Linked DNA regions of Homo sapiens: region 2 is linked to region 1. Evidence: chromatin contacts called from ENCODE Hi-C or POLR2A ChIA-PET data. All regions are on one chromosome and are shown on one strand. The core of a region is the stretch at or near the end of the contact, and the rest is flanking DNA. Distances in the headings are between cores, read along the strand shown.

What was found. Hi-C counts contacts between places; a loop is a spot of excess contacts on that map. ChIA-PET counts read pairs that join two places held with the same protein, here RNA polymerase II (POLR2A). Pooled maps may share reads with other maps.
Region 2: a map of B cell shows a loop between it and region 1 (14-fold over the local background). The contact joins the promoter of ARFGEF2 here to the promoter of SPATA2 in region 1. A Hi-C loop is called at or near these places in 1 of 168 maps with a recorded cell type or tissue (B cell) and 4 of 50 pooled maps. POLR2A ChIA-PET finds 5 or more read pairs at or near these places in 1 of 52 experiments (HepG2).

Annotation. Positions count from the first base shown.
Region 1 is chr20:49,913,372-49,916,818 of GRCh38, reverse strand. It overlaps SPATA2 (spermatogenesis associated 2), which reads left to right and starts at 1,290. Exons shown (of 3, transcript NM_006038.4): 1 at 1,290-1,439. It overlaps LOC105372653 (a long non-coding RNA gene), which reads right to left and starts at 997. Exons shown (of 3, transcript NR_134564.1): 1 at 734-997. RefSeq lists enhancers at 1,249-1,308, 2,103-2,272 and a silencer at 1,339-1,588.
Region 2 is chr20:48,919,867-48,923,101 of GRCh38, reverse strand. ARFGEF2 (ARF guanine nucleotide exchange factor 2) reads right to left here and starts at 1,391. Exons shown (of 39, transcript NM_006420.3): 1 at 1,092-1,391. The coding sequence starts at 1,212. RefSeq lists an enhancer at 681-760 and silencers at 1,131-1,180, 1,221-1,320, 1,551-1,630.

The DNA of each region.
Region 1 (3,447 bases), core at 41-2,540:
TTGTAAGAGCTACCAAACCAGAGTGCTGAGTTGCTGTAAGAGGCAGACTTAAGGTGGGACAGTTTGTCTCAGATGGAATTCCTGTGAACATCATCACATTGCAGATAATTAAGAGAGGAGCTTAAACATGAGCTGATAAAGAACACAGGGACTTTGAGCGGTGCTCAGGCAACGACAGGTAAACACAGTAATGCTACTGTTTGGACAGCAGCAGATTGCTGGTTCTCCAAACGTTTCCCAGTATTGTGTCACTGACTCATCACACAAGCCCCACCGGTTTTAGCTGGGGTCACCAAGACTCAGAGTGAGAATCCTACAATCAATGAACATCTGTTGTGTGCCTCCTCATCAGACATGTGCAGAGCTCGGGGGGAAATAGATGAATAAGAAGCTCAGGGTCTGGTGGGGATGTCAGATTATATATATATATAGTTTATCCGAAAGTGCTGGGATTACAGGCGTGAGCCGCCGTGCCCGGCTTTTTTTTTTTTTTTTTTTTTTTTTTTTTTTTAAGAGACGTGGCCTCGTTATGTTGCCCAGGTTGGTCTCGAACACCTGGGAGCAAGCCATCCTCTCGCCTCAGCCTCCCGACTAGCTGGGACTACAGTCGCGTGCCACCACGCCTGGCTTTATTATTTAATATTACAGGTTAGAAAGCTGAGGCTCAGAGAGGTTAGGTAACTTGTCCAAGGTCACACAGCTAGTAAGTGGCAAAACTAAAAATAGAACCCACGCTCTTAACCGCCGCCCACGGCCCGTAACACCCGCAGCCCTAGCAAGGCTGGATTCCAATCACGCGTGATTTCAGCATCTCACTGGCTCTCTTTGAGCCTCGGTACTTCTGTCCGTAAAATGGGGGCGAGGGATCCGACCGTCAGCCCCTGCTTGCTTGTGCGGAGTCATGAGTACAGCTCGTGGATCATGATAAGTGGCAGGTCCGGGAAGTGGAGGCCGAGTTCACGCAGTCAGCACTCATAGCTCCCAGCTCCCTGCTCCTGAGCGGTTTCCATGACAACCCGGCCAGCCACCATCCCTAGGCCGAGCGGCTTGCGTCACGTCCGGCCTGTTTACTTCCGGGTCCCAGTCTCAGACGCAGCGATGGCTCGTTAGGCTCCAAAGTGCGGTTCCGCCGGTTTCGTCCTCGCTCTTCGGCCTTCCGCTTTGTCCTCCGCCTCTGGGTTGTAGTCTCCGTCGGCCGCGGGCATCGACCGCTTCCCGGAGCCAGCGCGCAGCCGTGGTCCACCCTCTCTTCGGGCCCGCCTCATGGTGACATCATTTCCGGGCCGAGTGTTTCCGGGTCGCTGCTGGCCCCCGGGTACTGGTCTCAGTACCCCTGCAGCCGGCCGGAGAGGCTAGAGCCCGACGGGGCCCGGCTCCGGCGGCAGCCGCGCCTCTCGCTTGCTTCCCTCGGCCGGGCCGTCCTCGGCGGCAGTGTCAGGGTGAGTGACGGGCGGCCGCGGGCGGAAACTGCCTTCGGGGCTTCCCCAGGCGGAGGGGGCGCCAGACAGCGGCAGGGCTCGGCTGGCCCGGGAGCGGGGTACCCTCACGGCAGGCAGGACTACAGGTGGGCCCGCTGTTTCGGCGCTCCCGGGACCCCCAGCCTATCCTCAGGACCCCCATTCTCCCGGGAGCTGCCTCGCAGGCTCCTGGGACCCGCCGAGGGTGGCTCAGGGCCGCCCAAGAGGAACACCCCTCTTCGGCGACTGGCCAAACAGAAGGACACCCCGATTTCGCCACGAGGCAGTTACCGCGCAGGGGTTCCCAGTTCAGGCTCTGGCGGCACACCTGGGTTTGTACTCACTGTGTGACCTTGGATAAGTCACTTCATCTTAAGAGCCTCAGTTGCCTATTTAAGTGATTGAACCTGGTTGCTAGGGCTGGAGTGGAGATGGAATGAGATCATGCAGGGCCTCTGGCATACAGCAGGCGTCCAATAAGTGATAGTTCCTGTTACTTCATTCAATTCACGAAGCCGTAGGGGGGGCCAGAATTTGAGACTGGGCTGTTTTTCACAACTGACGTGGCCCCCCGAGGCTGTAGGAATGACCGAGCTGGGACTTAGCAGCCGCCAGCTTCTGTCCCCTGCAGGGAGGGAAACAGCTTCCTTCAGAGCTTCTCCGAGAGAGGCAGCTGCCACTAGGGAAGCTTCTTTCAGCACCGCTGAGGTTATTTTCAGAGGTTTGGAAGGACTCTGTGTGAATTTCTTTGGAATCTAGTAGGAGTGTGGGGACCTTCTGGTGTTTCACAGCCAGTGGAAGGTGCCTTGGATGTTTCTCGGAGCCTCTTGCTTGGAACGAGTGCATTGGTGTGGGTGGGGAGGTGGAGGGGGTTGAACTGACTTCCCCGTCTCCTGTTTGGAGGCTGATGGAGCTAGACCAGGGATGTGTAAACCTGTGGACAGGGGCAGTGCACAGACCAAAATAGGTCTGCCTGTGCAGAGAGGGGGCGCCTTCAAATGCTGCTTGGGGAACATTTCTGCTTGAATGGGCCAGCTGAGGTAAAGCCAAGCTAATGCTTAGCTACTCGGAATCACTTCACTTCCATGCAGTGGGACTCTAAACAGATACAGCTTTCCTCTTAGATGTTCAAAAAATAACTAAAGAAGCCACTGGCTCCCTGACTGTGCAATATCTCTTTTTCCATTGACTTGCTTTTCAAGAAGGTACCTAGATTGTGGGTGCAGGAGGTGCTGACTGGAGCCGTTGACTCTGGGCACCTGCCTGTCTCTGTGTTCAGGATATTCACAGTGCTGTTTTTTTGTTTTTTGGGTTTTTTTTTTTTTTTTTTTCCACCAGACTGGCACGGCTTGGCGTTCCAATCCTTGGGTTGCTTGGAGAAATTAGCAGCTTCTGTCGCTGGGCTGTCTCGGTCTCCTGTAACCACGATGTTTTTGCAGAGAGCGTATTTTGTTGTTCTTGCAGAGTGCTGGGAATGAATTGCTGGCTCTGTGCTCAGAAAAAACACCAGCTATGACCAGCTACAAGGCATCTTGTATTCTCAGAAAATGTTTTCAGCAGGGATGATGTCAGCTGCTTCATCACTGGCCGATGTCTCTGACCAGCCTCTTTCCTTGGCCCTTGAGCTTACATCATATAGAGATTAGCTCTCCTAGCCCCATTCGGTGTGGGAAGATGGGAATTTTGCTACTACAGGAATTTTTGTAACTCAACTCTGCTCGCGCCGCCATAAGGCATTCTAACTTAGCCAAACACTTTCGAGTAGAGCTGTCCAGCAGATGCAGCAGGATGGCTTTGCAAGAGTCGGAGTTTTGGCGTTAGACCTAGGTTCAGAGCTCAGATCCACTTCTTCCTAGCCTTACGACTTAGGGTAAGTGAGTTGGCCTCTCCGAGCCTCAGTTTCCTCTTTAACCTTGGATCTATCCTGTGGATTTCATTGGTTTTCACAGAGCAGTTAGCAGAGGGATGCCACACAGTAATCCCTTGGTAA
Region 2 (3,235 bases), core at 142-2,641, 990 kb after region 1:
AGCTCAAGTGTCACCCTCTTGGAAAAGATTACTTTCCTGACCACCTGATTACTTTTCCTCTTGGAAAAGATTACTTTCCTGACCATGGAAAGCAGTCCTCAAGCCCTCTTTATCACATCTTGCTGTTTTATTTTCAAAATAGTATTTATCAGTATTCCAAAATACCTCACCTATTTTCTTAATTAATTATTTTGTCTCCTCTATTCGAGTATAAGCTCCATAGGGGTAAGGACCATGTCCGTCTTGTTCCCCACTGAATTCTCAGTACCTGGTATGCAGTGGGCACTTGATAAATATTTGTTAAATGATTAAAACTGAAAGATAGGATAGTGATTTTGCTATCAATTATCAAGCCTTTAACTATTAGTTAGAATTCTCCCTCTTTCCATAATCTGAGGGTCCATTCAATCAGCAAATATTTATCGAGCACCTACTGTGCGCCAGGCACTGTTGCAAGCGCAAGGGATACAGCAATGAATAAGTCAGACAAGTATCTTCGCGCTGAAGACCTTGTATTTTAGTGGACTGCTAGGAATAAGCAGATGTCTTGCTCACTACAATGCCTGGGAGATCCAGAACACCTTCTACAATCCTTCCTTGAGGGAAAGAGCTATGGGAGATCCCCAAACCAAAGGAAAACATTCTCCAACGGGCACTTCCAAAACAAGAATCAGGGGTTTCCCTAAACCAGTTGGACGGCTCTTCCTACATGCTCTGTTCACCTAGGGGAACCCCAATCAGCAGAGCTCAGGTAACGAAAAAACTTGGGGCAAGGGCTACTGTTTCTAGGACTTGGAGGTGGTGAGGGGAGGAACCAGGAAACAGGGCGACAAGGAATCGTGGCAAAAGCCCTGAGCTGGAACCCTGAGGAACAAGCTCTGGTTGTCACCAACTTGCTAGGTGACCTTGGGCCAGTCCCGAGCTGCCCGGGCAACACTTCCTCCGGGGGTATAATGAGGAGGAGGCCGGAAGGGTGGAATTCGGGATCGGGGGGAAGCGGAGGCCAGGAGGCCGGGCCAAGGCCGAGTAGGATAGGGCAACGGCCGACGTGCTGAGGCCAGCGCGGGGCAGGGCGGGAGCGGCTCACCCACCGAGCGCCACCTGGCAGGCCCTGCGCAGCTGGGAGTGCTGGGGCCGCTTCACCTCCTTGTCGGCTAGGATCTTCTCCAGGGCCCGGGACACGAACATGCTCTTGGTCTGGCTCTCCTGCATGGCCCCGGCCCGGCGGGGGCTGACGGCCCCGCGGGCGGGCGGCGTGAGCGAGATGGCGAGCTAGGCTGCGGGCCCGGCGTCCCGGCCGGCACCGGCCGCGTCCGTCCGCGCCGCCCCGTCAGGAAGCGACACCTCGGCCCCACGGCGCCGCCATGTTGGAGCGCGTCACGTGACCACGTGACTGGCGAGGCCGCTACGGCCGCCTAGCGTCCGTCGGCCCCGTGACCCCCAGCGGGGCGGAGCCTAAGGCTGGGGGCGGAGCGGAGTCAGGTGGGCGAGAGACAGAAGGCGAGGGTGGAGGGTGGAAGAAGAGAAGGTGGGGAGGGGAGTGGGCATGGGCGAAGGGTATAGGGGACGCGGGGGCTAAAGAAAGGCGAAAGCGGGGAGAGGTGGTGATGGAGATGAGAGGAGAGAAGCGCAAGGTAACGGGAGGTGAAGGGGAGCACGAGAATGGAGATGACGTGGGTAAGAGAGGAGATGAGGAAAGGAAGGGGAACGAGAGGATTGGCAAAAAAGAACGGTGACAAGGAGAGATGATAAAGGGGCAGGAGGAGAAGGCGAGTAGGAAAGAAAAGAGGTGAGGGAGCGAGGACTGGAAGCTGGTGAATGAATGAGAAGTGATCGGGAGTAAGGGGCGTCAGGAGGAAGGAGGAAGGGCGATGAGAAGGCGGCGGCGGAGGGGAAGGGGGGAGGCCCGGCGCGGCGGCTCACGCCTCTAATCCCAGCGCTTCCGGAGGCCAAGGCGGGAGCATCGCTTGAGCCCAGGAGTTCGAGACCAGCCTGGGCAACATAGGGAGACCCTTTCTCTACAAAATAAAAAGTAAAACAGCCGGGCCTGGTGGCGCTGCTTGTGGTCCCAGCTACTGGGGAGGCTGAGGTGGGAGGATCGCTTGAGCCTCGGAGGTTGAGGCCGCAGTGAGCTGTGATGGCACCACTGCACTCCAGCCTGGGCCACAGAAGGAGACCCTGTCTCAAAAAACAAACAAACAAAAAGGAGGTGAGTTAGTTATGGAGGAGATGAGGTGGTGTGGGAAGAGGTGAGAGGGAGGCACAGAGGTAAAAGAAAAAGGAGAAAGACAGGAGGGAGAGGGGAAGTGAAAAGGAAAGAGAGGTAGAAATGAGAGGAGGGGAAAGAGTAGGAGAAAGGGTGAAGGGAGAGGAGGTAGGAAGGGGAGCTGTCAGGAAGAACAGAAAAGAAAGAAAAAGATGAGAGTAACAAGTTAGGAAAACAGGAAAGAGATGGAAAAAGGAATGGTGTAGGAAGGAGGTGAAGGGGAAGGAGGTGAGGAAGAGTGGAAAGAACATGCTGGGAGAATAGGAAATGGAAGGGGTGGAGGGAGAGGGGAGGTGAAAGGAAGACAGAGAGGGAGAGAGAGAAGGTGTGTTTATGTCTATTCTCCACAAGCAGGGTTTCACCACAGCCACTGGCAAGATACACACATCCATATGACCCTCCTGTCACAGCAGCAGTGACCTTGCAGTTCAGTGAACTTCTGTTTATTGAGTGTCGCAGCTGTGCATAGTATACCAGGAAGCACTGACCTCTCTCTGTAGTTTATCCTGTTATAAACCTGTGAACCCTCACAGTGCAGTGAACTGGACCTGGGCTTTGGGAGTCAGGGGAAGAAACCCAGATGGCCAGTGTCACACAGCCTGCAAATGAGTGCTGGGGGACAGATACTCTGGCCCCAAGGCAGCTTCCACTCCATTCCACAATGATGCTATCACAGCAACCATTAGTGGTGTCCCCTGGGCCCCTTCCCCCAAGGGCAGCCATGGGCTTATGCAAAGACAGTTGTCTTCCTTGGAAACCTCAGAGGCACAGACATCCCAGGCAGGCATGCTCCAGTGCTCGGGTCTTAGCTCAGACGTCTCTGGGAAGCCTTCCCTGACCTGTCTCAAGTAGCCCCCTCTCTCCCTAGCTGATGTTTTCCACAGCACTTTCTGAGCTTTTGTACGTGTTGACTATTTGTTGTCTCACTAAAGCACGGTTGCAGAGGGGCAGGCCATATCCCCAGGGCCC